Linked DNA regions of Homo sapiens: region 1 is linked to region 2. The links are chromatin loops, found by intact Hi-C in ENCODE. Cell type or tissue: stomach. All regions are shown on one strand. Each heading gives the region's core, and the rest is flanking DNA. Links, peaks and the distances in the headings are about the cores only.

Region 1 (8,418 bases), core at 258-8,257, 54 kb before region 2:
AAGCATCAAAGGGAAATGGCCCCAAAACCGGCTCTCTCTAGAGGAAAGCCGACCAGCAAGCTGGGGTTGAAGTGTGCTGTTCTCGCCTCCTGTGCAACAGCAACTGGCAAAGCCCACTCTATGGGCCCAGATGAGCCGGCAGCATGAGAAGGCTGTGAGATTTCTGATGCACAGATGTAGAAGCTCTGAGGGGCTCTGAGAAACTTGAACCAAAACACAAAAGGGGCGTGTGTGACGGTGGTGTCTGCACTCCCTGGCGTGGTCTGCAGGAGACAGAAGCACCCTGGGTCTGCTGATGCCAGGGTTCTCTCAGACCCTACTTCAGCAACTGGAGAGGCGTGGACATTTAAACCTTTTAGGAGGCCCTCAGGCCTCTCTGCTCCACACGGAAGTCAGCAGCCCTCTCTGCTCTGGCTGGCTTCTCCAAGGCACCTCCTGGCCCCACCTAGGGCTCGGGGCAGGACTCTCTCGTGCAGTGAGCCAGCGGGGTACTAACTGGGCTCACTTCTGACAGTACCGCTCCCAGCATGCGCTCGGCTTCCAGCCCCAGAGACCAACACTGCTAAGTAGGATAAGGGATCCGGAGCCCTCGATGGCACCCTCCACTCGGCAGCCTGCTCCCGCACCACTCCAACCCCTCCCGCTCCTCACCACGCAAACCTGCCTGCCAACACAGCAGGGGCCACAGAAAGCTGCCACCAGAGCCACCACAGGGATATGTAATGGGCCCAGCCAGGCCTAAGGGCCCATCACAGGGAGACGCAAGAAAGGGAGCAGGTGACAGAAGCACGGCGGCTCCCTCCACAAAGCTGCGGCCCCCGCAGGGCTCCCTCCCTGGTGAAGAGTTCCAGGACCACAGCGGGAGGGGCATAAAGAGCCAAACACACCCGGTCCCCTCGGCCACAGCAGGACCAGCACACAGTTGGGGCAGGGCGGGCGCATGGTTCGGACTGATGCTAGGAAAAACTGGTGACACCAGGTCTGTCCACTAGTCTGGGCGGGACTGGGTTGACGTGCATGGAGCTGGGTCCCCACGGCAACGAGGGCACACGGAGGCCTCCACGGAGCACAGAGAGCAAGCAAAGCGACCCTGAATTCCTTTGTGTTTGTTACTGGTTTTGTTCTTTGTGTGGTTGGGTGTTTTTTTTCTTCTTTTCTTTTAAATAAAAATGCTGCAAGGTTTCCGCCTCTGCGTTCCCCTTGTGATGGCTGGCAGGTGGTCTGGAAGCGTCCCGGATGGCGGCCAAGCCGCGCTGGGGCAGGTGTCCTGGCAGCGAAGGGCAGCCCGGCCGCAGGCCACGTCACTGCACAGCGGCGTCCGGGTGGCTCTGGTATCGCTGCCTCCAAACCTCCTGGATCTTCCTGCACCACTTGTGTGCGTTCCCGCTGGGGTCCATCAGATAATACGTCCTGTTAGGCTGCGAAGACAGAAGCCGTTTAGTGTTCTCCAGGGAGTCCCACCAAAACCCCCACCCCAACCTGGTGAGCTGCCTGCGACCAGCCATTCCGAGTCCTGAAAGCACGTGGGTGTGACGGTTATTCACACAAGCAGTAAGCAACTACACAGGCTGATGACCACCACCCCCAGTCACCACCAAACTGAAAAACAAGCACAGGGTGTCCCCTGCCCCCTCAGGACTGAGCCACTAGTGTGGGCGTCTGGGATGTCGGAAAGGGCGAGGCAGCTGCCCCGATCCCCGCTGCTCCCTCTGGCCAAGGCCTGTGGCTGCTTCCCACGTGGTGCAAAGCCCTCCCATTACCCTGCACACAGAAATCCCTGGGAACAGACTCACCGTGTGGACAAAGAAAGTTTTAAAATTCTTGGCCTCTGGTCGAAGTTCTTGTGACCAAGGAATTTCACCTTTCAGAACTTTGTTGACAGGATCCACATAATATAAATGTGGTCCTTCTGTGAGCAACAGCTGTCGTCGTCTTGCAAATAAACCCTGACGCCAAAACACAAAACAACAGGCCTCAGAGGCCAGTGCTGACGGCATCTCCTGGAGCCTAGAGGGCTGGGCGGCCCCTCGGAGCTGCTCAGGACACAGGGCCACCACCACCACCTGTGCACTCACCCAGGGGCAGGGGACTTCCTGCCCCACCAGGCCCAGTTTCTAAGGTCACAGGGGATGCAGCACAGGCCTCTGCTGCTGAGATGGCGCAGACAGCCCATCCAGATCGGGCCCATGGCTCCCCTGGCCCCTCTGCTCTGCCTGGGACAGAAGCCTGCTCTCGGTAGCCGGCCTCCACCCACCTGCACCGAGATCCTTGCCTGCGGAGGACATACGGCCAGGAACAGAGGCCAGGAGCCTGCGCTTGGAAGTGGCCCCGTGAGCACCTGGAGCTGAATATTTTCTAACCAAGGGTTAAAGCTAACAGTTACTGGTTTGTGTTCTGTCTAATCATACTGAAATTCCTGATCTGACGTTCTACTGTAGAAGTAATATGATTTATATTTGAAAAAGGTACAAGATGACCAAATAAATACCTGAGCACATCCACACACTTGCCTGGCTCCATACAGACCACTTGCTAAGTGCTGGATCCATTTAATCCATAAAATAAAGAACAACCCGGCCGGGCGCCGTGGCTCACGCCTGTAATCCCAGCACTTTGGAAGGCTGAGACGGGTGGATCACGAGGTCAGGAGATCAAGACCATCCTGGCTAACACGGTGAAACCCCGTCTCTACTAAAAATACAAAAAAAGATTAGCCGGGCATGGTGGCGGGCGCCTGTGGTCCCAGCTACTCAGGAGGCTGAGGCAGGAGAATGGTGTGAACCTGGGAGGCGGAGCTTGCAGTGAGCCGAGATCGCGCCACTGCACTCTAGCCTGGGGGACAGAGCAAGACTCCATCTCAAAGAAAAAAATAAAGAACAACCCTTAAATGGTTTTGAAACACTTCTAAAGAAATATTAGACCACTGGCTAAGATATCACATGTGGCCTCTTCAACTTGACGGAAACCTCAAAACAGGCAGCCCCAGGCTCCCAGGAGTGTGGGCGGTTGCTTCTGCACTGCCCTAACCGCCTACGCGTGTGGCTCCACATGGCTTCTCTCAAGGGACTTAAGCCTTCCCGAGCTATGAAATCTAGAGATGATGTCTGATGAAAATCAAGAGATGGAAGGATTCCACGCCACCAAGCTGCCCTCCCCTAAGCTGGAGTCGGGGAAGATGCAGGTGTCCGTGCGGAGCAGCGGGACCACTGACCACTCACCTTCCGCTTATCCACTGGGCCCATCTTTAGTATTAAATTATTTTCTACAAACTGGTGCCTGTGGAAAGAAACAAGAAAGAGATGCTCCCATGACAATCACAAACAGAAATTCTCCACGCTCCTCCTGCCACACGAACTCCCCATAGCCTCGGCCTGCCCCTCACAGAGCCAGCCTCACTTTGGGATGAGCAGAGAACGTTCGCCACATGTAACCCAGCACATACAGCACTGCCACGCAGAGAGCCTTAATCCGTATTTGCAACGGAGCCTGCAGATACCAGACACAGTGCCTGTTGCCCCCTCACTGCCAGTGACATCCACACAGCGGGGAAAAGGTGGGGGAGGACCGTGCTGTAGAAACGGGCAGGTGACACAGGTCATTGCTGCCTTAACAAAGCTGTGGTGAGGCGCAGAACTGCCTCCCGAAAGGTGGCTGCCCGCGGAGTCAACAACTGGATGAGATGATCGCCCTCAAGTTACCCCACAAGCTGGGGCCCCTGATTCAGTGCTCAGGATCCACAGAGCCGTTTATAATCACAAAGCTCTGACAGACCCAAGTTGGACGTAAGAACATCTCCTCTGGTTTTTCCATCATAGTAAAACACTTTTATTCAGAGACGGCAGAAATTCAAAGAGCAAGATTCACATAGAGGCTTTAATTTAATATACATTATTAGCAAGCACACGTCACTTTTGATTCCTAAAAGTTCAAGAGATTTTTGTTTTTAGAGACAAAGTCTTGCTCCGTCACCCAGGCTGGAGAGCAGTGGCGCCACCATAGCTCACTGTAGCCTCAATCTCCTGCGCTCAAGCCATTTTCCCACCTCAGCCTCCCGAATAGCTGGGACCACTGGCATACACCACCATGCCCAGCTAATTTTTTTTGTATCTTTAGTAGAGACGGGGTTTCACCGTGTTAGCCAGGATGGTCTCGATCTCCTGACCTTGTGATCCACCCGCCTCGGCCTCCCAAAGTGCTGGGATTATAGGCGTGAGCCACTGTGCCCGCCAGGCTAATTTTTTTGTATTTTTAGTAGAGATGGGGTTTCACCCTGTTGGCCAGGCTGATCTCGAATTCCTGACCTCAAGTGATCCGCCTGCCTCGGCCTCCCAAAGGGCTGGGATTACAGGCATCAGATACCGCGCCCGGCCCCAAGATACTATTTTAATGTCTGCAGTTTACCTCATGTGGTTAAAGCTAACAGTTACTGGTTTGTGTTCTATCTGATCTTACGGAAATTCCTGATCTGAGGTTCTACTATAGAAATAATATGCAGTTTGTTTGTTTGTTTGGTTTTTTTGAGACAGAGTCTCGCTCTGTCGCCCAGGCTGGAGTGCAGTGGTGTGCCATCCTGGCTCACTGCAACCTCTGCCTCCCGGATTCAAGTGATTGATGCTCCTGCCTCAGCCTCCCAAGTAGCTGGGACTACAGGTGCGCACCACCACGCCCAGCTAATTTTTTGTATTTTTAGCAGAGATGGGGTTTCACTATGTTAGCCAGGATGGTCTCAATCTCCTGACCTTGTGATCCACCCACCTAGGCCTCCCAAAGTGCTGGGATTACAGGCATGAGCCACCACCCCCGGCCAATAATATGTTTTATATTTGAAGAAGGCATAAGATGATCAAATCAATATCTGAGCACATCCACACGCCTGCCTGGCTGCACACAGGGCCAACAGCACTTGTGAGAAGACCGGACTGGCCGAGTTGGGGGCACAGCATCTTCCCCCAGGGCTTACCCAGCCCCACCATCTGACCCACCCAGACCTGGGCAGATCAGTGCCCAGGCCTGCCCCAAGAGGGAGGACCCAGGGCCTGGCCTCACACACACATCCCATCCTGTGGGTCTGAAGCAAGAGGAGTGTGTGGCATGCGGGCAAGTGCAGCCCTCCTCTCGCACCAGGGACTTCGCCTGCAAACACACACAATGTGGGTATTAAAACAAAGAGAAACAGATCAAGGAGGTTCCTGAAAAGGACATGTGATGAGGAAGACCCACCACAGCACAGAAAGCATAGAGCACAGAAATGCCTGGAGGGACCACAGAGCCGGCAGGAAGCCACTCTGACAGACAGGCCTGTGACCAGGCAACAGCGCAGAGGAACAACAAAGGAAAATTCATCATAAATTACACCGGGGCAGGCAGCGTGGGAGGCACAGGGTCCCTTTGAGCCCAGGCCAGTCAGAGCTCTTGCAGGCAGATGAGGACGGAGAGGGCCCCACGGCCTCTCCCCATCCTCAGCTTTCACCACACGCCAGCAAGTGCCAGAAGAGGTGATGAGATGCATGGTTTAAAATACCAACTCGAAGGAGAGAAAAACCAGAAGAACACAGCAGCCCATCCCTGCAACCTGTGTGGGAGGGGCCGCCTTCCTGGCTGAGAGCGAGAACAGCAGCCCAGCACTGAGCTGTGGGAGCCACGGAAAGAGGACGAAACCACCTCCACCTAAAAAACCACCAGGACCACAGCTGGGGCGGGAAAGGACTTCCAGATACAGCCGCCATGGGCCATCAGCTGCACCCCACAGCAAATTCACAGTGCCACGAGAGGCTTGGAACCCAACAGAAAACTCAACAAAATGACACAAACTAAAAATTCCCAGAAGAGGAATTCAGTGACACAAGAAACTCTCAATGGCCCTAAATGAAGACATTGAGCTGGGCCGCTCCACCCTGATCATCTGGGCATGCCACAGGCACGGGCGTGCAGGAGTGGTGCTCCCGCTCGGCACCTGCAGCCTGGGGAGGACTCACTGAGGAAGCGATTCGGAAATAGTACTGAGAAGTAGCCTCGCTTCCAGAAATCCATCCTGAGAAAAAAAAAGGCCACAGGCAAGGAGCCCAGAGGCACTCCCAGCAGTGTCACCCATGCCAGGGACACTGAAGCCCCAGAGTGGCTCAGTGACAGAACACGCCAGCACCACGGGGAGGCAGGCAAGGGCCCCACGGACAGGCGCCACCCACCCCCGCGCCAGCATCCCCTGAGAGAGACAATGAAATGGACAATTCCACTCCCCGGTGGCCCAGGGTGCATGGACAGAGACTGCGGGCAAAGCTCCACTGGCGGCATCTAGAGCACAGCGTGTGTGCAGCGGATTCACCTGCCAGCTCACGACAGAAACAGCTCCTTGCTGTGAGCACTTCCAGGAATCACCTTGATTTTTTTTTTTTTTAAGACAGAGTCTCGCTCTGTTGCCCAGTCTGGAGGGCAATGGCACAATCTTGGCCCAGTGTAACCTCTGCCTCCTGGGTTCAAGCGATTCTCCTGTCTCAGCCTCCTGAGTAGCTGGGATTACAGGTACCCACCAGTAGGCCCAGCTAATTTTTGGTAATTTTAGTAGAGACAGGGTTTCACCATGTTGGCCAGGCTGCAATCACCTTGATTTTCTACTGTCTCCTGCAGAAAATCCCCTGCCCTGAGAGCCCTTTCCTCCCTGGGAGGCTGGGCAAGAGCTGAAGACCTGGAGACACACCTAACTACTCGCCATGCACACGGGACTTTCCCGAGGCACCTCACTCTCATACACCGCCATCTTGGCTCCCTCAAAACAGGCGACACCTCTCCCCACCTCTGCACAGAGGAGGATGCAGGGCAATCCACAAGGGGTGACCATAGAAAACCCCCTTTCCCGATGCCAAAGCGCAGGTTCTTGCCACCTCCTCCACCCTCCCTCACCCAGACCCCAAAAAGAGCATTGTCAAGGATCCAAGCCCAAAGCCACTGGCAAAGCACCTGCCACGCCCAGGAGAGCCCCAGCAAGGACCCAGAGCCCCGCTGGAGGCTTTTCCACCCCTCGGGAGGGCTCTGCAGGCTCAGCTTCACTGCCAGTAAGGGCGGGAGCCAGTGGCAATGGCGGACGGGCCCCAGGTTTCCTCTCCAACCTTCCAGTCCTATGGCCCCTCACACTCTTTACCTCTGTGGAAGACCCCAAAGAGCTTTCAGATCAACTGATATGTACTACGCAGGAAATTAAAACTGAGACATTTTCAAATGTTTAATTCATTAAAATACAATAAACCCATTACTATTAACATACATTACTTTTATTTTTAAAATAACTACTTTCCAAAACAAAAATAATGAATGAGGAGAGTGTGCCACTCTGTGCGCTGCACAGGCCTCTCCTGTTCGGCTGATAAGGAGAGTGCTGGGTCCCCGCATCCACCTGCGCCCATACTCTGCTGAGATCTGTGTTCAGGCGGAAGAACACGGCAAACACCCAGCCTCACTCAGATAAACAGCTAGAAAAGGGAGGAGTATACTCAGCCTTTTTAGAGACTGGAGTCACTTCCTGGCCTTTTGGCTAAGAATAAGTGTAGATGTTTGTGGATATTCTTCTTGGACACTACACTGCAGTTCAGAAGGTGGTGGCTGCTTAAAGCTCGGTTGCAATGTGAAATCTGACTCGTAACAATACATTTCCACACACCGTGACACTAAAAACCATCAATCTACCCTGCACTAGGGGCTCTTCTACCCTCATGTGATTTCATAGGGTCATACATGGGGGCTGAATGATGTAAAGCTTCCAAACGTTGACAAATTTCATTCTACGGTTTCCACAGATCAATTCATGGATATCACTATGTATCAAATGACTTTTGGCCTCTAATCCCAGCACTTTGGGAGGCCGAGGCAGGTGAATCACTTGAGGTCAGGAGTTTGAGACCAGCCTGACCAATATGGTGAAACCACGTCTCTACTATAAACACAAAACTCAGCCGGGTGTGGTGGTACACGCCTGTAATCCCAGCTCCTCGGGAGGCTGAGGCAGGAGAAATGCTTGAACCTGGGAGGCGGAGGTTGCAGTGAGCTGAGATTGTGCCACTGCACTCCAGCCTGGGCGACAGAATGAGACTCCGTTTCAAAAACAGAAAAAAAAAAAAAAAAAGACTTTTGGCCTGGTGCAGTAGCTCACGCCTGTAATCCCACCACTTTGGGAAGTCATAAGCGAGAGGAATGCTTCAGCCCAGCAGTTCGAGACCAGCCTGGGTAACATAGTGAGAGCTTGTCTCTTTCTTTTTAAAAAATAATATAAACAAACAAAAAAACATAGCTAAAAAAAGTCTTTTATTGGGAAGGTATCAGGCTCACAGTAATGAATAAAGTTTTCCAAAATTCCAATTTTCACTTGAAGGTTTCAATGTTATCACTGACATAAATACAGGCAGTTGTTTTCCTTAAAGTAACAAGCTC
Region 2 (8,418 bases), core at 127-8,126:
AGGAGGACAGGTGACCACTGAGGAAGGCTGCACGTCACCTTTGCATTAGAAAATGCCACGTTACAATAAAATTCCACCTCTACTAAAAATGCAAAAATTAGCCACGACTGGTGGTACACACCTGTAAGTCCCAGCTACTTGGGAGGCAGAGGCAGGAGAATCACTTGAACCCAGAAGGCGGAGGTTGCAGTGAGCCAAGATCGCACTACTGCACTCCAGCCTGGGCAACAGCACGAGATTCCATCTCAAAAAAAAAAAAAAAATGCAATGTTAATGCTATCTCGGATGTGATGATGAAGAGGTTGTACAGGTGACAGCTTCTGAGCTCAGAAGGCATCTGGAGAAGGATTCTGGGGTGAAATGCTATCATGTGTGTGACTTACTTTCAAATAATAAAAATAATAGAAAAAAATTTTGGGCCAGGTGTGGTGGCTCATGCCTGTAAATCCCAGCACTTTGGGAGGCCGAGGTGGGCGGATCACGAGGTCAGGAGATCAATTCCATCCTAGCTAACAGGGTGAAACCCCGTCTCTACTAAAAATACAAAAAAATTAGCCGGGCATGGTGGCAGGCGCCTGTGGTCCCAGCTACTTGGGAGGCTGAGGCAGGAGAATGGTGTGAACCCAGGAGGCGGAGCTTGCAGTGAGCCGAGATCGCGCCACTGCACTCCAACTTGGGCGACAGAGCGAGACTCCGTCTCAAAAAAAAAAATTTGGGGGAGGTGAGGGGGTAATGTATACAAGCAAATATGGAAAAGGTTAACAACTGGTAGAATCCAGGTGAAAAGGCTAGGGATATTCATTGTACTATGCTTTCAACTATTCTTCGGTTTTGAAATTTTTCAGAACAAAAATTAGTGGAGAAAGGTTCATCCTCAGTCCAGTAAGTTCCAGGAGACAGAGCCAGACCTACCTTATTCACCACTGTTTCTCCACTGCTAGCTCAATGTGTGGTCCTCATCCCACTGGCCCAGGAAACCACTGCTAATATTTCTGTGGGAACCTCCCTCCAAGCTTTTCCCTGGGCCTGAGGAAAGTTATACTGGGCATGCTGCTTTGCAACCAGGTCTCTTCAGGTAGAAACACTTTGTAACCACCTATCAGGAGAGTACATACAGTCTGCCATCCCCAACCATAGGTTGACTCCACATGCATGGATTCAACCAACAGTGGATAGAAAATATTAGAAAAACAAGAAATTGCATCTGTACTGAACATGCACAGACTTTTTTTTATTGTCATGATTCCCTAAAGAATATAGTAAAGCAGGCCGGGCACGGTGGCTCACGCCTGTAATCCCACCACTTTGGGGGGCCGAGGTGGGCGGATCACCTGAGGTCAGGAGCTCGAGACCAGCCTGGCCAACATGGCAAAACCCGGTCTCTACTAAAATTACAAAAAAAAAAAAAAAAAATTAGCCGGGTGCGGTGGCACGTGCCTGTAATCCCAGCTACTCAGGAGGCTGAAGTAGGAGAATTGCTTCAACCTGAAAGACGGAGGTTGCGGTGAGCCGAGATCGTGCCACTGCACTCCAGCCTGGGCGACAGAGCAAGATTCTGTCTCAAAAACAAAAAACAAATAACAAAAAACCCAGCAGACTGGTCAGAAAAGACTGTACAGCCACAGGGGTTTCCATGTAGGGAAATTTCTCTAGGCAAGGAGGAAAAGCCTGAAGAAGACAAGAACTGCTGAGAACAGGGCAGCAGGGAACATCCTGGACCCACCTGGGCCGCACAGGCTGGAAAGAGAGGCCGTGGCCGGGCATCCGAGCCTGGGCCCCTCACAGAGGAGGAACAAAGTGACAGGCCAGGAGAGGAGGGGAAGATGCAGGAGTGCTGGCATCTGGGGACCAGCCAGCAAGTCCTTGGAGCCCTCCCTCACCAGAAAAGGGGAAGCAGGAAGGACAGCGGCAATGGCCAGAGTGAGGAGAATGCAGCGTCCTGCAGCTCCATGGAGTGAGCGCCTCCTTCACGGAGCAGCCCTGGCCGCCCTGCAACTGAGGCCGCGGCACCGAGGGTCCCGCCAATGCAGCAAGGGGCGAGAGACACCACACCTAAGACTCAGGAGCAAGGTCCTGTCCCCGCTCCCAACCCCGGGGCTCCTGGAATCACCGAGGCAGAACTGAAAAGTGAGTGCGGGCCCCTTTCCCACATGTTCCACTGCAAAGGTCAACACACGCCAGGCGCATTTCAGTGAGGCTTCAAGTCTTCCCTGCAAATCTCATCAGCCTTTTCTGATGGCATTCAATGCACAGCGGTCACTTTCAGCTACAACCCCTTCCTACTGCAGTCGAATTAATTCCAAAAGGGAAAAAACAGGTTAAAGAATGGGACTTTAACGATGAATTTATTGCAAAAAATAAGCCCATAGCCAGAAGAATCCTGACTGGCATCCTGCTGAGACACACAGCCTCTCCTCAGCCCTCTCCAGCACGGGGAGAGGGCACTGTCACCAGCTCCGCAAACACGCAGGAGACGGGGACCTCCAGAACTAACGTCCTTGGTCTCCAGACCTACCTTCAAACCTCATCTTTAAATATTTCGAATCCCTGCGTGCTACAAGCTGACTTGAAACACAGATTGGGCCGGTCCCAGCACGGTGGCTGGTAGAGAGGGCATCTGATCTTGTCTGTGGAATGACGGAAGTCACTGGACTGTCCAGGAACTACATGCCCACCTTCATCAGATGGAAACCACACACTTGTTTATTCTGCAGGGGGCCGTGTGCTCAACAGTGAGCTGCTAATGTCAGGCTTGTCCATCTTTTTCATACACAGGCTCTACAGTACTGTCAGTTCCCAATTCTGTGGGTCCCTGTATAATCCAACTCTTTAAACAGAAACCAGGCTGGGTGCGGCGGCTCATGCCTGTAATCCCAGCACTTTGGGAGGCCGAGGCGGGAGGATCCCTTGAGACCAGAAGTTTGAGTAGCCTGGGCAACATAGTGAGACCTCATCTCAATAAATAAATTAAATAAATAAATAATGTAGGTGGTGCGCACCTGTAATCCCAGCTACTTGGGAGCCTGAGGCACGAGAATCACTTGAACCCATGAGGCGGAGGTTGCAGTGAGCCAAAATCATGCCACTGTACTCCAGCCTGCGTGACAGAACGAGACTGTCTCGAAAAAATAAATAAATAAACAAACAGAAACCAGAATCAGGTGCTCTTATAAGGGATGTGTAGCCCAGAAACTCAATCTTAACACATTCTAAATGACCTGGAATTTCTTGGAGCAAAAATTCCAGTTTAAATATCAGGAAAATTGTCTAGACTAAGAGAATGGAAACGGACTTTGTGCAACCAACATCAGGTACAGAAAAGAGACCCCAACAATCATCATGAACCCAAACAGGCCTTTCTCCTCACTAAGAGAAGAGAACACACACAACCCATGCCTTGTTACTCTTTGAGAAGATGTGCCCTGCCTGTGATCTAGCAGCTAGAGACGGAACATACAACCTGTTCTCAATATTCAAATAATTTTTTAAAGGACATGGTATCACACTGAGCAAGTGAATAATGCAATTCTGCTGTAGAAGAATGCACGGCTGAAAAGACCTGAGCAACTCATGTCCAAAACTTGCAGTTTCCACAGCAGCACTTCCTCCCAGCACACTGCCCTTTGAACCTGCTTTCTAAACAACTGTGCTGGGCAGCCCAGTGGCCACATGTCATCGCACAGCAGGTGTGGAGCAGCATAGAGCACCCTGGCCCTCGCACCTGCTTGGGGGACTGTTTCTGCACCCAGGGCTTCTCTGCAGCCACAACCTGCCCCACACAGAACTGCAGCACCACGTGGCATCCTGTCCATTTCCTCAGAAGGGGAAAGTGCCACGCCAGTGCCCACTCTCTTCCAAACACATCCTCTCAGAAGGGACTGGCCACGCTTGCCCCCTCATTTCTGCAGCGCTTCCCAGTTCATCACCTGCTTGCCAGACTCCGTCTCCCACCGGTGTCAATCAGCTGCCCTGGAGCATCTAAACCCTGGGTCAGGCGGCTCAGGGGATGAGTGCATAGACTGAAAAAGGAACACTCCCTGTTTCTCCCCAAAACTGTGCTGAAGGCAGTCTAGAGGGCCAAGACCTGTCAAGAAGAGCTGCCCAAGGCCTCTTTTCAGGCCCCACATCTCTGCAGGCTGCTGCTGGATCCTTCTCATAAGAACACATCTCAGAAAAGCAGAACAAACCACTTCCCTCTTACCACTGGGAGCTCACCTTGCCAGCTCTAGACTCAGCTTGGACTGGCTGTCAGGGCAACGTTGCGTACAGGAATACATCACACTATGCACCAGACCAGCCACATAAGGAGGAACTCCCCAAAAGGAGAGAGAAAATCGAAAGCCACTTCTCTCCATGCTCCCTGCTTCTCCCCTCACCTTCCCCTAAGGATGCAGCCACCTTTGCAAAAGACAGAACCACCCTAGGGAGGGCAGGAGGCCACTCTGCCTAGTCCCCCAATTCTACCTTCAGCAAAATCATTACATGTTTCTTTGTTCCAAAGGGAGGATTTCAAGCCTCACCCATTCAGAGTATCGGCCCTCAAACAAGGCCGAATCACAGCCTCTTCCCAAACAGCTGCTTTCTGACAGCAGGAGGCTGAAACAGGCCCCGGGGTCACAGAGTTCAGCCATCTGCCAAAGAAATATGTACAGTTCTTCCATATGAAGACACCCCTCCTACCTCCAGCACGGCATGGTCAAGACATTCAGGCCCAATCCCTGGGAAGACATCCTGGGCAGTGGCACTGAAGATTTCCTTACAGAGTGCTGGGCTGAGCTGCCCGGCAGACCCTCCCTCAGGGGCTCCGAACGTGAGGGGCAGGGTGACACTGGAGTCTCTACCACTTATGAGGCAGGTACCTAACGCCTCTGCAGCTCAGCTTCTGCACCCGTAAAATGGGAACAACACCTACCTCGCAATGAGGTGTGAAAGTACCTAGGGAAGCGCCTGTCTTGAGTAGTCAGATCAAGAAATGGTACTCACTGCCTCTGGCCCACTTAGCATCAGACTGGGCCAGGCCACTGTCTGCCTTCACGCTCGCACTGCTCCCCCTGTTGGCTGTCCACGCGGACACACAAGGGAAAGTTCACTGGGAAGGGGGCTTCTCACACAGGGCCTACAGGGCCACCCTAAAGTCCAGATGCAAACCCACTTGAACCCTGAAGATCTATCCATCCTCAGGTGAAAATCCAGGATCAGGGCTGCCTCTACCATTACAGACAGGAAACACGGCATGTTCTCACATACGTACACATGGGGGAATCCAGCTGACAGATGCAAAACGCTCGTTCGTGACACTTCCTCATGTGGAAATCCATCTTGCATTCTATCATTCTTGCTCACTGGATTCCAGTGTTTTTGTGCAAAAAAGCCATCTCATGCGAAGAAAACTGCAGATATGAAATGTCCATCATGTGGAACTGCCAAGGCCATGAGAAAATTTGCTCTTTCCTCTTCCCGTGGATGACACCAAATACACACCTTGCATTGGAACAGCGTTACTGGGTGCGAGTTAACCTCACAAATTTCGCCATGACTGTCACTGGGTGCAGGTTAACCTCACAAACTTCGACATAACTCTCGGCCCCAGCCTCCACTGAGCCTGGCCAATCCGCCTAATTCATGTTTTTATGTTACCCGGGCCACTCTGGTGTACAGCCACACATGTCGAAATAGCGAAAGGCATCCCTTCAACATTTTTCTCAGCTGAACCTTCTTCCTTAACACGCATCTCTACAAAGTCCACGAGTGAGCTGCAGAAAGTTCAAGAGCCTCCTGACGTAGTTACAAAATTCAGCGTCACTCTGCCTTTTTCTCAGAAGAGGGCCCATACCTTTCCTCAGGTTCTCAAACAGACTCACAACCCCCCACTCCCCGCCCCACAAAAAAAAAGATCAAGAACGCCTATCAAAAAGCCACATCTGCCGGGCGTGGTGGCTCACGCCTGTAATCCTAGCACTTTGGGAGGACGAGGCGGGCAGATCACTTGAGGTCAGGAGTTCCAGACCAGCCTGGCCAACATGGCGAAACACCTTCTCTACTAAAAATACAAAAATTAGCCGGGCATGGTGGCATACGCCTGTAATCCCAGCTACTCAGGAGGCTGTGGCAGGAGAATCGCTTGAACCCGGGAGATGGAGGTTGCAGTGAGCTGAGATCGCATCACTGCACTCCAGCCTGCGCGTCGAGAGGGAGACTCCATCAAAAAAAAAAAAAAAAAAAAGCCGCATCCTGGAAGACACGGGATCAATTAAATTTCTTGGGTTTTCCTTCATTTAAAATATTTGCCTTTTAAATCAAATGTTAAAGCCATGTAGACGTTCTTCCATCACCCACTGCACATCGCATACAAGGCATAAATTTTTAAACCGTCGTCCCCAGACTGTAGAACTTAGCATATGGAAAACATAAAAACACGAGGGATACTTTTAGCGATAGAGAGAAAATATAGAAACACCAGCGACACTTTTAGCAAAACATTTCACCCAACAAGTGGTTTGTTTTGGTCCTTCCCCTAAAATCCCTCCTACCTGTCAAGCTCACTTTCCCCTCGGTGATCCTGCACATTCGGCCTCCCAGGGGCTTCCCACAACGCTGAGCACAGCCACGGGCAGCAAAAGCACCCAAATGCCCCTTGGCCGGGCCGTGAAAGGCGAGTTTTCCCGACCACTGTCATCAAGAATCTGGAAAAGGGGGCCCAGGAGCATCAGGTGCTTTCAGCAAGAACTTGCACCTTCTGCTTCTCTCGCAGGCGGAGGCGCCAAGGACCCCGTTCCAGGTGGAAGCCCAGGGCGGTTCCTCTACAGACAGAACCGAAAGGTAACCCTGGAGGCTCGGCTCCAGGCTGCGCCAAGCCGAAAACAAACTTTCCAGGCACTTCCACCCCGCTGGGCCGGGTGACACCTCCCGGCCTCCCCCGCCCTCCGCGCGTCTGTCAGCGCCCCCGGCCAGGCCGCCGCCCGCCGCAACCCAGGCCCGGTCTCCCCGCCGCAGCCAAGCAGCGCCCTCGGCCGGCGCCCGCCATCCCCGGCCCGGCCGCCCGGCTGCAGGTAAGGAGGCACCCGGCCCTCGGGACCCCGGGCCGCCCCGCCTCGCCGGACCCGGGCGGCCGCCGGACCCGGCAGGGTAACAAACCGGCGCGTCCAGTCCGCCGCCGCGCGCTCACCAGCTGGCTGGTGGTCCTGGCCATGGGCCCCGCGTCGGCGCGGGCGCCTCCCCCGCAGCGCTGCGCGGCTCGGCGCCTCCTCAGCGTCCTCCTCCCCGAAGCGGAGCCCCAGCAATGGCCGCCCTCATCCTGCGCCCGCCCCGTCGCCCGCCGCCCCCCGCCCCCGGCGCCGCCCCGCCCCCGCGCGGCGCCGGGCAGGACTTCCGTCGCGCCGCAGCCGACGCCCGCGCCCATTGGCCGCGCCCATCGTCGCTCCGCCGCGGCCTTAGTGGGCTCCGCCTCCGCTCCAGCTGCATTTCCGGGTTGGGGCCTGGCGGGCGGGAGAGGCCCGACCCCGCCTGGGGAGGGGGACCTCGCGCGAACCAATCCCAGGGCCTGCGGGGCGGGGCTGGGCGGGGCTGGGCGGGGCAGGGGGCGAGCTGTCATTCCGGCATCCCAGACCGGGAAACTGAGGCTCAGAGGGGACCAGGCTCCGGCCAAGGTCACGCCCGAGGTAGCGGCGGAGCTGTGCTCGAACCCGGAACTCGGATTCCGGAGCCGGCTCTGCGTAAACTCAGAGGCGCAACTTTGCTAGTTTCACAACTAACAAGCGTTCACGGAAGGAAATCTGGGCTATCAAGTCACATTCACGGCCGGGCACGGTGGCTCACTTTGGGAGGCGGAGGTCGAGGCGGGCGGATCACTTGAGGTGAGGAGTTCGAGGCCAGCCTGCCAACATGGAGAAACCCTGTCTCTACTAAAAATATACAATTAGCCGGGCGCCTTGTAGTTGTTAATGTCGATAATGTTTTTTTGTGTTTTTTTGTTTTGGGTTTTTGGTTTTTTTGAGATGGAAATTTGCTCTGTTGCCCAGGCTGGAGTGCAGTGGCTCGATCTCTGCTCACTGCAACCTCCGCCTCCCGGGTTGAAGCGATTCTCCTGCCTCAGCCTCCCGAGTAGCTGGGACTACAGGCATGTGCCACCACACACAGGCAAATGTTTGTATTTTTTTGTAGAGACAGGGTTTCACCATGTTGGCCAGGGGCTGGTCTCCAACTCCAGTGATCTGTCTGTCTCCGCCTCCCAAAGTGCTGGGATTACAGGTGTGAGTCACCACGCCCGGCCAACTTTATTTTTTTTTGAGACAGAGTCTCTGTCGCCCAGGCTGGAGTGCAGTGGCGCGATCTCGGCTCACTGCAAGCTCCGCCTCCCGGGTTCACTCCATTCTCCTGCCTCAGCCTCTCCGAGTAGCTGGGACTACAGGCGCCCGCCAC

What was found. Hi-C counts contacts between places; a loop is a spot of excess contacts. Peaks named below come from ENCODE experiments on the same cell type or tissue, not always from the same donor. Only the 100,000 strongest peaks of a DNase experiment are listed, where the experiment ranks them.
Region 1: it touches region 2 in a loop (8-fold over the local background); 12 of 110 quality-filtered maps call a loop at or near these places.

The regions. Positions count from the first base shown.
Region 1 is chr16:2,590,651-2,599,068 of GRCh38, reverse strand. It overlaps PDPK1 (3-phosphoinositide dependent protein kinase 1), which reads right to left. Exons shown (of 14, transcript NM_002613.5): 12 at 3,219-3,276; 13 at 1,794-1,946; 14 at 1-1,418. The coding sequence ends at 1,302. Among named protein-coding and RNA genes, the nearest start is that of FLJ42627, 44 kb to the left of the region's middle. In stomach, for the core only: no CTCF peak of the experiment used is centred there; no DNase peak of the experiment used is centred there; H3K27ac peaks cover 698 bases.
Region 2 is chr16:2,536,884-2,545,301 of GRCh38, reverse strand. It overlaps PDPK1 (3-phosphoinositide dependent protein kinase 1), which reads right to left and starts at 7,281. Exons shown (of 14, transcript NM_002613.5): 1 at 7,166-7,281. The coding sequence starts at 7,189. RefSeq lists enhancers at 5,033-5,122, 6,186-6,886 and silencers at 7,005-7,134, 7,145-7,354, 7,465-7,774. In stomach, for the core only: CTCF peaks have their summits at 5,059 (motif pointing left) and 7,284; a DNase peak (open chromatin) is centred at 7,441; H3K4me3 peaks cover 3,495 bases; H3K27ac peaks cover 622 bases.